Regions from separate parts of the Mus musculus genome. Here region 1 is linked to region 2. Evidence: chromatin loops called from intact Hi-C (ENCODE). Cell type or tissue: gastrocnemius. All regions are shown on one strand.

Region 1 (8,000 bases), 86 kb after region 2:
CAACCTTGGCCCCACCCCCCCGTGCTGTCTTCCGCTCCTTGTCCCCATCCCATTCCGCTATGCCCTGTTTCAGTTCCTTTGCCCCGCCTCCTACTCCTGTGTCCCGCCCACTTCCTCTCGGCCCCGCCTCCCCTTTGCCTCGCCCCTCCCTCTTCACGTCTCCCACCCCCCACCCCACCCCCCAGCCTCTGATCCTTGGCCTACAAAGGGTTTTGAAAAACCCGAAGTTTGCGTGCACGCCTGTGTAGGTGCGGCTGCGCCGCTCTCCCCACGTGCCCTGCAGCGCATGCGTGCGGGCTGCGCTTGCGCACTGACAGCCGCGGCGCAGCGGGGCTTGGTGGTGCCGGTCTCTGGACCGAGCGGCCATGGGGTGGCGGGCGGCTGGGTCGCTGAGAGCCAGGTAGCAGTAGGGCAGCAGGGACCGCCTGCTCGGCCCAGCATGTAGACGTCCACGCGGGCGCGCGGCAGCCGACGGTGAGTGCGGGGCCTGGGGTCGCCCTCTGCCCGGCGTCACTGGCCGGGACCCGTGAAGACAGGGTCACGGCGCCGGCCCTGCCCACCTGCCCGAGGCCGGGCGCTGGTGGCTCTGACGCGCCTCCCTGCGTCCGAACGTGGGTTGCAGCCAGGATGACGCGTGGTCTCGGGGAAGGAGCCTAAGGGACAGGTCTGAAGATCTGGTCCGGCCTTGGGTTTAGGGGGACGAGTCAGAGGTTCGGGTCCCGGGAGAAGCCATGTAGGCCGCCGTTCTGTTCTAAGCCAGTTCAGCGCGCAGCACCGCAGCCGAATCGGCTCCATTGGTCTTCCAGTGGGGCCTTAGCAAGCGCCAGAGACCTTGGCATGTGGGCAAAGTAGTCAGACGAGCGTTTTGTAAGCAATCGAGGTGTGAAACTCTCCAAAACCCCATCGTAAACTTGGTATCCAGTACTTGCCAGGAGCTTCCAAAGTCCTGAAGAGTCCATGGAGATGTTCCTAGAGGCTGCTGCCTCTCAGGATGTCACACTCACAGGCCGCTTGTCTTGGCCTCTGGCAGGTTTCTTCGTTATGGGAACAGGGCGTGCCCAGCGCAGTCCCAGGATCTGCCTTTGCTTGGCCAAGATCCGGCGTCTCTTTCCAGCTCTCCCAAGCAATGGGCTTTCTCCTGGCATTGATTCTGAATAGCGACTTGTTTTTCCTTTCTTGTTTGGGAAACTCTCTGTTTTGGTTCAAAACTTATTCGTTTGGCTTGCCTCTTGAGAAGAGTGTTATTCAAACTTATATTCATTGGTTTCATGTATCACTGTCAGTTTCCACGGGCCGGAAAGCTGGCATCCTCGCCTTGGTAATTAAAAGCACGGCACCTTCCCTCTGAACGTATTTGTCCTCAGCAGTGACTTCACTGTGACTTACACTGCCCATCTTGGGCTCTGGGACAGCCACGGGTGCCAATATACAGTATGACCAGGTAGCTTCTTCATTTGGAGGTGGCATCTCAGAATGCTTCTGCATTTTCTTCTTTGTAGATTTATTTATTAAAAACGATGCAGTTTTATTCATTTTTTTTCTTTTTCATCTTGTTTGAAGTGCTACAGGTCCAGCCCAGATCCTCACACAAGTGCTGTCCCACTGAGCCACAATCCATCCCCCACCCCTCCTTTTGGGTAGAAGTGGCTAACAGATAAAACAGCAGTACTTAAATGAATAGTTTAGCTCTCTAGGCATCACTTGGAGATGGAGAGAAGCAAGTGGTGGTTTTTTCCTTTTTTTTTTAATGGGAGTGGACACTTGCTACTCTACTGCTCATGAATGGAAGGAAGAGCTTCCAAGTGTTGGTTTTCTCCTCCTGCTCCATGGGCTCCATGGATCAAACCCAAGACATCAGGCTTGGCAGTAAGTGCCTTTGTCTACTGAGCCATGTCTCTGATCCTTCCTTTGTTTTTAGACATAACTTTATGTATGCCAAGCTGATTTCTAATTCCCTGTGTAGCCAAGGGTGACTCTGAACTTCTTGTCCTGTATGTTCCTCTGCATGTTGGGATTACAGGCATGAACCAAACCATATCCAGTTGGGCTTTTTCTTGTTTTAATGTGATGTTGGGATGAAGCCCAGGGCTTTGTGTGTGCAAGCACTGTACCAACTGAGCTCTTTTTCAAGCCTTGGGTGGTTTCACTCTTTTTTTTTCTTTCTTTCTTTCTTTTTTTTCCAGGGTGGAGGATGGAGTTCAAGACAGTGTTTCTCTGTCCTGGAACTCACTCTGTAGACCAGGCTGCCCTTGAACTCAGAGATCCCCTGCCTCTGACTCCTGAGTGCTGGGATTAAAGACGTCCGGGCACCACCACCCAAAGTCCTACTCTTAATGCTTTTTTTTTTTTTTTAAAGATTTATTTATTTATTTTATATGTATGATGCACCAGAAGAGGGCATCAGATCTCATTACAGATGGTTGTGAGCCACCATGTGGCTGCTGGGAATTGAACTCAGGACCTCTGGAAGAGCAGTCAGTGCTGTTAACCACTGAGCCATCTCTCCAGCCCCCACTCTAAGATTTACTTTATTTTGGATTTATGTGTATGCATGTGTGTTTGCGTGTGGTTATTATGTGCACACGAGTATGTGTGCCTTGGAGGCAGGAAGAGGGTGTCAGATCCCTTAGAGTTGGAGTTACAGATGGTTGAAAGCTGCCGGATGTGGGTGCTGGGAAGGAAGCTCAAGTTCTCTGGGAGCAGCAAGAGCCTTGTAACTGCTGAGGCTTCGCCCTCTCAGGTGTTGGGAATGGATTCATCTCCATCTTTACCTTGAATCTGTCTGTTTTCTGGTGTCGCAGCAAGAGGGAGATCCGTGCAAAATGCTCAGCACGCGGAGGAGGAGCCTTGGGAGGACAAGAGGGGTGGGCTTTGATCTCAGGCTCTGCTTTCTAGGACTTGTGAGATCTGTTTACAGTTACCACATGGCTCCTGCCCTCCTGAAGGCAGAGGTGTCGCTTTCAACCCCAGGAAACCATCCTACTTGTTTGTGATAGTTGCTTAGCTTATCATTGTCCTCTATTCTGATCCATGGCACCTGTCCTCCCAGGGCTACTGCATTGGGAACAAGTTCGTGAAAACAAATGATCGGGTTAAGGCAGAGACGGTACTAGCAATGTACGCCAGTGCTGTCCACGGTGCAGTGGAAAGGGCAGCAGCGCCTGACCACTTAGCCTTCTAGACCAGAGTGCCTCTCTTGGGTCTGTGAAACTATTCCACCACTAGATGGGTTCTGTGATCCCGTTCCTTAGAACTTTCCAGAAACAGCACACTTCTCTGACCTGTCTGCTAGCTTGGGTATCATTTATTTGTAGAAATGAGGTAGGTATTAGGTAATCACTAAACCTGGACTCTGTGGCTCACAGTAGTGATACCATCATGTTTGATACAGCAACACGTTGTCTCATAAAACAAATGAACAAGAACTGGAAACTTTTCCAACTTGGTATTAACTAATGAAGTTAAACATTTACCTGTTGCTTTCACTAATTTTCCTTCTTTTTATTTTTTTTCTCTCCATTTCTTCCTTCATTCCCTCTATTTTCAAAGACTCAGACTTTTGTCACACAGATTGCAGTCTTCCTCCTGCGTGCTGAGTGCTTGGGTCACGGGTACGCACCAACACACCTGGCTTCGCTTTTCATTTACCGCTTCTACATATATTTGAAGTTCACATGGAATTGAACGTTTGTATTACGTTTCTTGGGCTGACTCTCTGTGTGTTCATGCCTGCCTTTGGTTCCTGTTGTACATGAGCTTATTGACATTTTGATATCTTTCTTGCTACTCCATGATGGTGACTCAGTTCCTTTTCCAAGCCAGCCAAGCTACTCAACAATGAAAAAAATCCCAACAGGGATAACTAAGTGCACTCACCCCCCCCAGCTACCTCAGCACCTGATAATCATCTTGCCTAGCCTTTGTTTCCGCTTCACTTTTTAGACCTTGCTTGAAGAGTTACCTAGGGAAAGGTTGGCGACGAAAGAATTAAATAATGGAATTAAATAGAATTAAAAACAGAGGAGGAGGGATGATGGGTCAGTCCTAGCAACCACCCGGGATTCACTCCCAGGGACCCTCAGGGTAAGAGGAGGGATTTAGGGGCTGCCCTTCGATTGCCACGGGCAGATTGTGTCATGCGAGTGAGCATGTGTGCACCAACCCATAAGTAAATACGTGTATCTGTTTATTTACTTAATTGGGTTTTTTTTTTCTTTTAAAAAAAAATTGGGGGAGGGGGTGTTGGGATGTTCAAATCAGGGTCTCTCTCTCTGAAGCCCTGGCTGTCCTAGAACTCAATCTGTAGACCAGGCTGGCCTCACTTTAGAGAGCCACCTGCTTCTGCTGGGATTAAAGGCTTTTATACCACGATCTCCTGGTTTATTTTTCTTTTTTTTAAGACACAAAATCTCTGTGTAGCTCTGGCTGTCCTGGAACTAAGTGTGCACACTAGGCCTGGCTCCTTTTTTATTAATTTATTTTTGTTGTTGTTGTTTCTTTATTTTGTTTTGACACAGGGCTTTTCTGTGTAACTCTGGCTGTCCTTAGTCCAGGCTGGCCGCAAACTCAGGGTCCATTTGTCTCTGCCTTCCAAGTGCTAGGATTAAAGACCACCACCTGGCTCTTTTTTTATATTTTGAAACAGTTTCACTATGTAACCACAAATGGCCTGCAACTCACTATGTAGACTAGGCTGTGCTTGAATTTAGAGAACTGCCTGCCTCTTCCTCTCAGTATTGGAATTAAAGGCGTTCCTCCTCCACACTGAACAACTATAGTTTTAAAAAGGGGAGGGGGGACTTGGGACGTGGACAAATGACTCATGGTGGTTAATAGCACTTGTTGCTCCTATTATAGAGGAAATGGGTTTATTTCCCTCTGCACCTTTGTGGTTGTAAACTCCAGTTCCAAAGGATGCTGCACCCTCTTCTGGTCTCTGTGGGAACTGCATACACATAAAAATAAATCTTAATCTGTTTTTGTTTTTTTGGTTTTTCTTTAAAGATTTATTTTTTTATATGTGTGAGTACACTGTTGCTGTCTTCAGACACACTAGAAGAGCATCAGACCCCATTATATATGGTTGTGAGCCACCATGTGGTTACTGGAAATTAACCCCAGGACCTCTGGAAGAGCAGTCAGTGCTCTTCACCGCTGAGCCATCTCCCCAGCCCTAAATCTGTTTTTATAAAGGCTCCAAGGGTGGATTGGTACCTGAGAGCCTGGGTAGTGGCCACTCTCTCTTGCCTTGAGAAGCCAGCAGTCCAACCCTAGTGGACACGCAATAGGATGATGCCCTGTTCTCTCGGTGAGCCTTCCTCTGCACTTTGATTCTCACCATATCTTCCAGGCTCTTGGACAAAGGCCAAGTGTAGCATGTACAAGAGTCTGTCTAACCTAATGACCAGGACAAGGCTGTATGTGAGCCTGGCCACATTCTGCTAGTCACTGTGGGGTCCTTTCTGCCCTAATTTGAGAGATGCCTGTGGCACCATAATATGTGTGACGTGCTGTCATTTTCTACCATGTCAAATGCCGATGTGGGCACTTGCTCTTAGTATAGAGTCTTTATGTGATAATTGCCATTTTAACAGACCATCCAGTCCGCCCTGAAATGACCTAACAAGGCACTGTGAGGGAGGTCAGCACTGCACAGAAACCCCACAGGCCTTGGCCAGTGTAACCCTTGGACTTTACCAGGCAGCTACTTTCTAATTGTAAAGCTATACTTGTTTACTTAGGTCTTGTGTATACGGATGGGGTCAGATGTACACAGCCTGTCTGTGGAGGTCAGAAGGAGTTGGTTCTCTTCTTGCAGTGTGGAGCAAGGGATTGAATTCAGATCCTACACTTGATGTCAGTGTCCAGGAGTGGACTGAACCCTTGGGCATCTGGGAATGAAGGGAGAGTGAAGAATTATATAGTGAAGCCCGTGTCAAAAAAAAAAAAATCTGCTAATATATGCATATATTTTCATTTTCTTTCTTTTTTTTAAAGTTCAACTCTTTATTTGGTAATTTTTGTTTGGTTTGGTTTGTTTAAAGATTTATTTATAAACGGGGGTGGGGGGTGGCACCCGCCTTTAATCCCAGCACTTGGAAGGCAGATTCAGGCAGATTTCTGGGTTCGAGGACAGCCAGGGCTACACAGAGAAACCCTGTCTCGAATAAAAAATAAATAAATAAATAAATAAACTATTGCTCTCTTCAGACACACCAGAGAGGGCATCAGATCCCATTACAGATGTGAGCCACCATGTGGTTGCTGGGATTGAACTCAGGACCTCTGGAAGAGCAGTCAGTGCTCTTAACCACTGAGCCAACTCTCCAGCCCATATTTTCATTTCCTTATCTGCGTCATACAAAAATTAGAATGAACATGGCCGCATAGGCCTGTAGTCCTAGTTACTCGGGAGGCAGGAACAAGAGGATCACAAGGTCAGAGACTGGATTACAGGGAGCCACCCTGTATTTAACAGAAAAGCAAGGCCTTGGTGGTGCGTGCCTTTAGTGCCAGTGCGCTAGAGGCAAGCCAGTCGGATCTTGGGGTTCAAGGGCAGCCAGAGCCTTACAGAAAGCCTGTTGTGAAAACCAAAAAAGGAAAAAGTGAACACACATAATGAGTTGGGAGTATAGCTCAGTAGTAAGTACTTATGTAGCAAGCATAGAGGCCTAGGTTTATACCCTAACAACACACACAGGAAAAGATTTTAAAGGCCAAGGCCATCATGATCAGTTTTTTTCTCATGCTTCTAAAAGGCAGTTTGAGCCTGTAGTCTGTTTTGGATTAATATTTGTAAGTGATAAGAGGACATAGTTCAGTTTTCAGTCTTTTCAACTGGCTACCCATCTGCTTAACACTACTTGAAGGTTTTGTTTTGGTTTGGTTTGGTTTTTTCGAGACAGGGTTTTTCTGTGTAGCCCTGACTGTCTTGGAACTCACTCTGTAGACCAGGCTGGCCTTGAACTCAGAAATCCGCCCGCCTCTGCCTCCGGAGTGCTGGGATCAAAGGTGTGCGCCACACGCCCGGTGCCCGGCGAAGGTTCTTTTTTTATTGAATCACTACAGCACCTTTGTCAAGACCTTTTAGGCTTGGCTAGGGTGTGTCTTAGAGGGATAGCTGTTCGCTCACAACACACACAAACCGTGGTTGATGTCTATTTCTGGATCATCTTTTCTGTTGCTTGATACTGGAATTGAGCAGTTTGCCTTGTGCTAGGTAAGCACTCTACTGCTGGGCTATATCTCAGCCTTTTTATACTTGGAGACAGCGTTTTGTTAAGTTGCCAAAGCAAGCCTCGAACTTGTCATTGCCCTACCTCTGCCTCTCAAGTAGCTAGGAGTGCAGGCCTGTGCCACCAGGCCCAGATGTTTTGTTTCTTTGCTGCATAGACCTAGCTGGCCTTAGCTTTTCAGTGGCTGTCTCCTGCCTCTGCCGCTCAGTCCTTATTCTGACTTACCTGATTTCAATAGGTAGGACACAGAAACTGTCTTTTTAAAAAAAATAGGGAGCTGGAGAGATGGCTCAGCGGTTAAGAGCACTGACTGCTCTTCCAGAGATCCTCAGTTCAATTCCCAGCAACCACATGGTGGCTCACAACCATCTGTAATGGTATCTGATGCCCTCTTCTTCTGGTGTGTCTGAAGACAGCTACAGTGTACTCACATACATTACAAAAAAAAAAAAAAAAAAAAAAAAAAAAAAGATAAAGTTCTTCTGGTGATTGTAAAATATAGCCAGGGTAAGAACCAATCTATTCTCTCACCTTTGACCTTAGCATGGGCTCCATAGGGTTGACCAAGGTCACAGGTCTTAGTTGTCTGGGCTACTGTAACAAAGCATCACAGACTGGTTGGTTCAAAGTAGATTCATGTTCTCACAGTCCTGGAGGCTGAAGTCCAGCTCTCTGTGGAGAGCTCTTCCCCAGCACTCTTGTGTTGCTCATGTTGGTCGGGTCTGAAAGTGGAGGGACACTGCTTTTAAAGGCATTAATGAACCA
Region 2 (8,000 bases):
TACAATGAGTGGAAGAGCCCAGTACTATTTAGGCGATATCTAGAGGTATGTGTGTCAAGTCCTGAAGAAGAGAAAGCTGACTCAAAACCCTGCGATTCTGCCTTGAGCTCTCTTGGTTCCTCTCTCTGTCTGCTCGCCGTCTCTCCTCTTTCCCCACCCTTCATGTCCTTTTCAGTCTGGACCCTTCCAGATGCCTGGCTCTGCTCTCCCTCATATGTACAATAGGAGTGACAATGTCTTCATTTTCATTCACCTGGTGCTCAGAACCCTGGGAGGAGCACACAGGAGCCTCCTTCCTAGGGGTTTGACCTCTTCTAGTTGACTCTTCTAAGATACGCACGGGTCATTTGTCTCTGCTGGCTTCTGCCACCCACCATCGTCGTCTCCAAATTCTAGGGTCTGAATCCTCATCAGCTTCCGTCTCTCCTAGACTGCTCAATAAGCAGACCCTCTCTCTGGATTCCAGAGCCAACTACACCCTGCTCCGGGGTGCCTACCGTGTGGGCACCTCTCTCCTTGGACACTTATTCCTCCTCGGTCTCTGTTGGAACCCTCCCTCTTCCCAAAAGCCTGTCAGGGTCCCCTTCAGTTGTTTTTCTCTACCCTGCTCTAACCACCCTCTCCTCTACTGGGTGTCACTCCAGAGCTGCCTGCTTTGTCTACTCTTACTACAAAAGCCACATAGGTGTGACAGGAAGCTCTCCTGTCACATGGAAAGGGACAGCTATCCTCCACGACTGGGGACATTTCTCTCTGGCAGTTCCCTCGGTCACTTGGGGATGCCCCGGATTGAGATCCTTGTCCGTCACCGTGACACGAGCCCCCTCTGCGTCCACTGTTCTCAGCTCCTTCCCTAGGAGGCCCATGGCTTCTCGCTACTCCTCTGAGCCTCTATGATATCAGAATCCCATCTCAAATGGCGATTTCCATGCCTCCTCCCCTTTGGAGCTACCTGCTCTATCTTTTCTTATGCCCTGATGGGCCTATACTTTGCAACGCTGCTCTCCTCCTCTCTCCCCCAGGAACTGTCGACTAAGTTCCTCAGCCTCTCTGTGCCTGAATCTATCCCGGAACCCTTCCCTCACCTCTCTGCAAAAATAAATAAATCAGCTTTTTAAAAAAGATTTATTTTATTTATGAGTACACTGTAGCTGTCTTTAGACACACACCAGAAGAGGGCATCGGATCTCATTACAGATGGTTGTGAGTCACTATGTGGTTGCTGGGAACTGAACTCAGGACCATTGGAAGAACAGTCGGTGCTCTTAACCGCTGAGCCAACTCTCCAACCCAAATAAATCAGTTTTTTAAATTTTTTAAAAAAGATTTATTTATTTATTTATTTATTTATTTATTTATTTATTTATTATATGTAAGTACACTGTAGCTGTCTTCAGACACACCAGAAGAGGGGGTCAGATCTCATTATGGGTGGTTGTGAGCCACCATGTGGTTGCTGGGATTTGAACTCAGGACCTCTGGAAGAGCAGTCAGTGCTCTTACCTGCTGAGCCATCTCTCCAGCCCATAAATCAGGGTTTTTTTAGTTTTAATTTTTTCTTTTTTCTTTTTTAAGATTTATTTATTATTATATATGAGTACACTGTAGCTGTTCAGACACACCAGAAGAGGGCATCAGATCTCATTACAGGTGGTTGTGAGTCACCACGTGGTTGCTGGGATTTGAACTCAGGACCTCTGGAAGAGCAGTCAGTGCTCTTACCCGCTGAGCCATCTCTCCAGCCTCCAGCCCCAAATCAGTTTTTTTAAAAATAAGCAAAGGACCTGGGTGGACGTCCCTCTGAAGAGGACAGAGCAGAGATTGTAGGAAACAAACACAAGAAAAGATGTTCGGTATCACTAACCATGGAGGAAAGGCAAATGAGACCACAGCAGATAGGTAGGGTAGAACCCAGTGGATAATTTATGTTTAGAAAGCACACAAAGCCCTGGATTTCATTCCTAGCACAGAGAGGTAATGATGTGTGCCTGGAAAGAAGCACACACACACACACACACACACACACACAAACACAAACACATACACACCACATAAACACACACAAACACATATACACTACACAAACACACACATACACACATAAGCACACACACACACACACTGTGGGAGTAGAAAATAGAATCAGGGAAGAGTTGAGGTGGTTCTCTGAGTTCATCAAGGTTATCTACTAAGACTATACATGACTTTGGTAAAATAGGCAATTAGGCTCTTAGGCAGCTCGGTGGTGGGTGGGAGTAAACCCACCTAGCAGGCATAATACACCTGGATCTATATCCAGCACAGCCAAACAATTTGTATTGAGACAGATACTCACCAACTTCTCTGAAGCCTCCACACTTCCCACCTACCACAGGAGTGGGTCTTCCTGCATACAAAGAGACCTGGATGGGAGCGCCAGCCACCAGACATGGCCTCTGTCCTCATCTCTGCGAGGCCAGGCTGAGCCTCAGCTATGTTTTAGTGAAGTAGAAGTGACAGATAGTGCAGAATACAAGAAATGTATTGCCAGACAGAGTTTATCTCCTTTTTAGTCTTTGCTTGTTTGTTTTTGTTTTTGAGACAGAATTCCTTCATGTAGCCCTGGCTGTCCTGGAACTTGCTCTGTAAACCAGGCTGGCCTCAACCCCAGAGATCTGCCTGCCGCAGCCTCCCGAGTGCTGGGATTGAAGGTGTGAGCTGCTGTTGCCTAGTCCTTTTTATTCTTTTTGTTTCCCCTAAAGATTTTTTAAAATTTTATGTAACTTGGTGTTTTTTTTTGCACATATGTCTGTGAAGGGGCTAGATCCCCTGGGATTGTAGCTGCGTACACTTGTAAGTTGCCATGTGGGTGCAGGCAACTGAACCCCGGTTCTCTGGGAAAACAGCAGCCTCTTACTTTTAAAAAAAGAATGCTTACCTTTACCATCTGTGTATTTGCCAGCGTGTACATATGTGCACCTCGTGGATGCCTGCTACCCAGGAAGGCAGAAGAGGGTTTCAGACGCCTTGGTACTGGAGCTGTACATAGACAGTTGTGAACCATCACCGGAATGCTGGAAAGCGAACTTAGGTCCTCCAGCAAGAGCAAAAGATGCTTTTAATCTCTGAGCCACTTATCTGTGCCCTCACCCCCAGCCTTGAGCGTCTGGATCAGACCTTGTTTGCCTTCAGATCTAGGTAAAGTCTATCGTCCTGCCACATCCGCAGCTTCCTGCAAGAAGCCACGACCTGTTGAGCAGCTGAGCTTGTTTTCCTGGCATAGTGGGGGAGGGATCCCCCCACACACCCACTTTAAAAGTCAGACTAGAGAATTAAAACACTGAGCCTTGGTCAGAGAACTTTGTCTTGGCTCGTTATTTCTCTGGCCATCCTTCCCATCCATCTCCAGCTTTCCTTTCAGGAGCCCAGTATCCCCTGGCCACTGGCAGCTACACTTATCATCTTTACTTCTTTGAGCTCGAATTTCACCTTGTACCTCAGGCTGTCGTCAAAAACCGTAATCCCCCTTCTCTCTAACTGCTGACTATTGAGTCTTCAGGCTTGGCCTGCTAAGATTTTCTCTCCTTCATGTTGCTGAGGGGTTAGGCGGACAGCTGAATTGAAAGCCTTTGGGTATTGGTACAAGAGTGCCGCACACTGTGAGGCGAGGTCAGCATCGTAAGACCCTTATTTAATCCCAGCACTCAGGAGGCTGAGACAGGCGGATCTCTGAGTTCCAGGCCAGTCCGGTCTCAGAGCGAGTTCCAGGACATTCAGGGCGACACCACAAAACCTTGTGTCGAAACACTAAAAAATGGGAGTGGGGGTGTTAACTGGGCCCAGTTGGACGTTTCTCCCAAGCCCGGTCCTGACTTTGTCCCTGTCAATCATGCCAAGCTCCTTCTCTGCTCCACTTTTAAGCCCTTCTTTCATTCATTCAACCAATCCGGAAGCGGCGCCGCTCGGAGTTCGGAAGTTCCGCTTATTTCCCACCAGGTGGCGCTCGAGCACCATTCGCAGCCAGGCGTGGCGGCCAGGGCTCTTCGGAGTCTGTTGGGACTAAAAGCTTGGGTTGGAGACCAGGGGTGGGGCGCTCTGTTTTCGAAACGCAGTCTTGTAAGTATCACTTTCAAGTTTCCACAATTGCAAAGAAAAAGAATAGACATAAATTCCATCTCAGCCACCTGGAAAGCTGACAATAGCTACAGTCCTGCAGGTGCAGACCCTAACTCGGGGTGAGGGGATGGGGGCGGGGTGGGGGGCACACGCAGAACTCTAACCCCAATCTGTGCAAGTGCCAAGTTTCTGACTAACAATCCCTGCAAACAGCCTTCTGGGCATGGTGGCGCTTGTTCCCACCAGGCGAGCCAACAGGCCTGGACCTAGTCCTTGGAGAGGGAGGACCACGCTGTACTTCCTGCTCTGTCCAGCCCCAACTTGGCTCAGGCTCATCTGAGCCGCCCATGGCTCTGGACTCTACGATGGGACAGGGAAGGGCTCGCCCTTGTTCTTTTCTGTCTTAAATGTTCAGCAGAGCCGTTTTATCCAAAGGCATTGAGGGCACAGACTGCTCTACACCTTAAGTCCATTGTGTCCAGCCACCAGAGTAGAAGTGGCCTTAGCATTTGCCAGGGAGTTCCATCCTATCTACATCTCTACAGTACGGAAGGAAAACTGAGACTGGGTAGTAAAGCTAGTGAGGCGCATGCATTCTTTTCTTTATAGAGCCCTGGCCTGAGAGGCAGCGTTCGCAAGCTGTAGTGGGTAGGCAAGGCAGCAGGTGACCCCAGGAACACCCAGTCAGTGTTGAATCAAAGGCATCTACTCTTGTCCCCACTGCAGGGCTGGAGCGCTTCTCCATATATATAATCTTTTCTAGGAGTCAAGGAAGGAAAGCAATGGCGTACACCTTTGATCCCAGTGCCCTGGAGGAAGAGGCAGATGTATCTCTGTGTGTTCGAGGTCAGCTTGGTCTGCATAGTGAGTTGCAGAGCAGCCAGAAATACATAGAGAGACTGATGATTGGAGAGCGGGGGGTGGGGGGAAAGGAAAGAAAAGAAGAAGAAAATTAAAGACCCCAAAGGATAGACTGGGTGTGCTGGCACGCACACATCTTTAATCCCAGTACTTCAGAGGCAAAGGTTGACAGATCTCTGTGAGCTCCAGGCCAACCAAGTCTACATAGTGAGGGCCTATCTAAAAAAATAAATAAATAAATAAATAAATAAGTATATAAAAAATAAACTTCAGAGAGCAATAGAAGGGCAAATGAGGCAGAATAGGAGACCATTAGAAGTCTGAGCTAGTCGCAGGGCCGACCACAAAGGACTCAGGGCAGGCCTAGGCATGAGCCCCAGAGGTATTGCAGCAGGGCCCAACCCATCTCACAGGGACGTCACAGAGAGAAGCTCCAGGGCCCTCGCTCCCTTCATGGCCTCCTAGGCTGTTTTTCAAAACACCAAGCACCGTTGGCCCAGCCTCCCCTGGAAGGTACCTGAAGGCTATAGATGTATAGATGATGCTGGCTCCAGCATCCGTACCTCACAGCTGGAGGCCAACCCCAATTCCAGCCCCACACTGTCAGTCCTCCCAAAGCACAAAACTGTCACTGCCTGGAGCCATGGCTCGCTCTCCCCCATGCCTGCCTCTCCTCATTGCCTCTTTCCGGCAAATCTTGCATCATCTCCCAGGTGGTAGGTGACTGAACCACAGGGACAAAATTCTAGACAAACAGCTCTTGGACCCCAGAGGCCACTCAGAAGGAAGCTGCCCCTGCAGGATCCAGGTCCTGCCAAGAATGTGTTGGCTGAACCCCTGGGGTGCTGCCCTGGGGCTTGAGGCTTAGCATCAAGGATGGCTCTACAGAAGGTTAAGCTGTTAACTGCTTCTTGCCTTGGGGCCTCTACAAAAGGGTCCAGGGCCCAGTGTCAAGGATGGCTGAACATGGCTTAGATCACAGTTGAGTGACTCTGGGTAAGGAAGTGGTATGAGGAGGCTATTCAGCGACTCTTTCATTCCTAGTACTATTGAACTCAGGATGGTGCACTACATATGGATTCTTGCTCGGGTCCCAGGCAGAGGCCTGGGACAATGTCACTGACATGATGAACAGACTCAGGCACGAGGTGAAAGGTCAGCTGGCCTGAGGAAGAAGTGGAAGGGCCTAGAGCAGCTATCTCAACTGGGCACCATCAGCAGGGAGGGGACAAACTCCTGAAGACTGGCTTCCCACCTAGCATGGGGCCGCTGGGTGGGAATCAAGAGACCAGCAGGACAGAAAGGACAGTGACATGGACGCAGTAGAGAGGCAGAGGCTGAGAAATCACAAGCTCAAAGCTAAGCCAATGCTGGCTGATCCTGTCTCAATGCTGTTGGTGGTGTGACACACCTTGAATTACAGCTCTCGGGAGGCAGAACCAAACCAAACCAAACTAAACCAAAATAAAAATCCTATCTCAATTTCTTTTTAATTTAAAAAAAAAGGGGGGGAATCTGCTGTTATATCCTCTAATCCCAGCACTTGGAGGGCAAAGGCAAGAGGATTAGAAGCTAAGGTCATCTCATCGTTGACCTCATAGTGAGTTAGAGGCCAGCCTTGGATACACGAGACACAGTCTCTCAAATATTAAATAAATAAATAAATAAATAAATAAATAAATAAACAGCACATTTTGCTAGGCAGTGGCGGCATGACCCTTTCATCCCAGCACCAGCCAGAGGCAGGTGGATCTAAGTTCCAGGACAGCCGGGGATACACAGAGAAATCTCTCAAAAACAAAAACAAAAACATGTGTGTGTGTGTGTGCACCATGGGCATGTCTGGTGTCCACAGAGGCCAGAAAAGGGTGTTGGATTCCCTTGGAATTGGAGTTACAGAAGGTTATGAACTACCATGTGAGTGCTGAAAATCAAACCCAGGTCCCCTGGATGAATAGCCAGTGCCTACAACTGCTGAGCCATTTCTCCAGCCCTTTCCACATTTAAAAAAAAAAAAAAAGGTAAGATAAAGCCAGGGAACAGAGTCAACAGACATATCTGAGGGCTCTCTCTCCCTTCTGATTAAGTCCACGAGTACATGTGAGACTGTGGAAGTTCTTTGTGGAGACGTGGGACAGAGGAGGGGAGGGGAGGGGAGGACAACATGGGCATGGTGAGGAGAGCAGCAAAGGACATCAAGTGTGGGTTCGCTGGGGCTAGAAGGCTGCAACCCAGAACCTTCCTCAGGGGGGTCAATCTGGCAAACTGGGGTGACTTTCTGTTAGAATGTGGCATACAGATCTTCAGCCTAAGGGGAATTCAGGACTCTATGAACAGGACCCATTATGGCCAGAACCATACCTACTAGGGGTCCGGAGAGGCTTATAGATGGCCTCCCCTGCCCACTGGAAATGGCTCTGATAGTATTGTCTTGTTTAGTGACAAATAGTTTCCTGGTGTAGAAGGGCACTTCCAAGTACACATTCTGTCCATACCTGGTGGGCCCAGCAGGGTTGTGGACAGGATTCTGGGACAAGCTCAGTTCCAGCAACAATCCTGTGGCCCCTTAGCCAGAACCCTAAGGAGCCTGGCCTCTGTGGAAAGTTTGAGAGCTGGGTGGCTTGCCCCTGCTGCTGCTGCCGCTGCCACAGGTGTGATATGTTTACCTAGCAGGTGTTGGAAGAGCCTAGTCTCAGGATAGTGGGTCCCAGGGTGCCATCTGCTGGGAAAAGAGTCCCCAGGATGTCAGGAACTCCCTTCCCTCAGGCAAGGCTCTAGGCAGAGAAGAGAGCTGGAGGCAGGGGCCTGCACCTAGCAGCTCAGAATCTAGGTAGCTCCTTTGCCTTAGACAAGCAAGCTATCATGACCTCAGGGTCCATATCCGGTTTCTAGATTCAGCATGGCCAATAAATAGTATGTGTGTTTCCCCATTCATTGTTCCCAGAACCCCTTTCCTGTGTCTGCCTAGGTCTGTAAGTTAACACTGTGTGGGGGAAGGAAATGTTTTGTCCACAAGCCACAAAATGTCTCAGGGCTAAGAACTG

The links. Peaks named below come from ENCODE experiments on the same cell type or tissue, not always from the same donor. Only the 100,000 strongest peaks of a DNase experiment are listed, where the experiment ranks them.
Region 1: a loop joins it to region 2, with 5 times the contacts of the local background. A loop is called at or near these places in 32 of 42 quality-filtered maps.

The regions. Positions count from the first base shown.
Region 1 is chr4:155,563,506-155,571,505 of GRCm38, forward strand. Nadk (NAD kinase) reads left to right here and starts at 310. Exons shown (of 12, transcript NM_001159637.1): 1 at 310-474. In gastrocnemius, CTCF peaks have their summits at 601 and 4,934 (motif pointing left); DNase peaks (open chromatin) are centred at 111, 259, 573 and 1,034; H3K4me3 peaks cover 2,246 bases; H3K27ac peaks cover 6,786 bases.
Region 2 is chr4:155,477,583-155,485,582 of GRCm38, forward strand. No RefSeq gene overlaps it. Among named protein-coding and RNA genes, the nearest start is that of Gnb1, 9.8 kb to the right of the region's middle. In gastrocnemius, no CTCF peak of the experiment used is centred here; DNase peaks (open chromatin) are centred at 3,990 and 4,319; H3K4me3 peaks cover 884 bases; H3K27ac peaks cover 2,568 bases.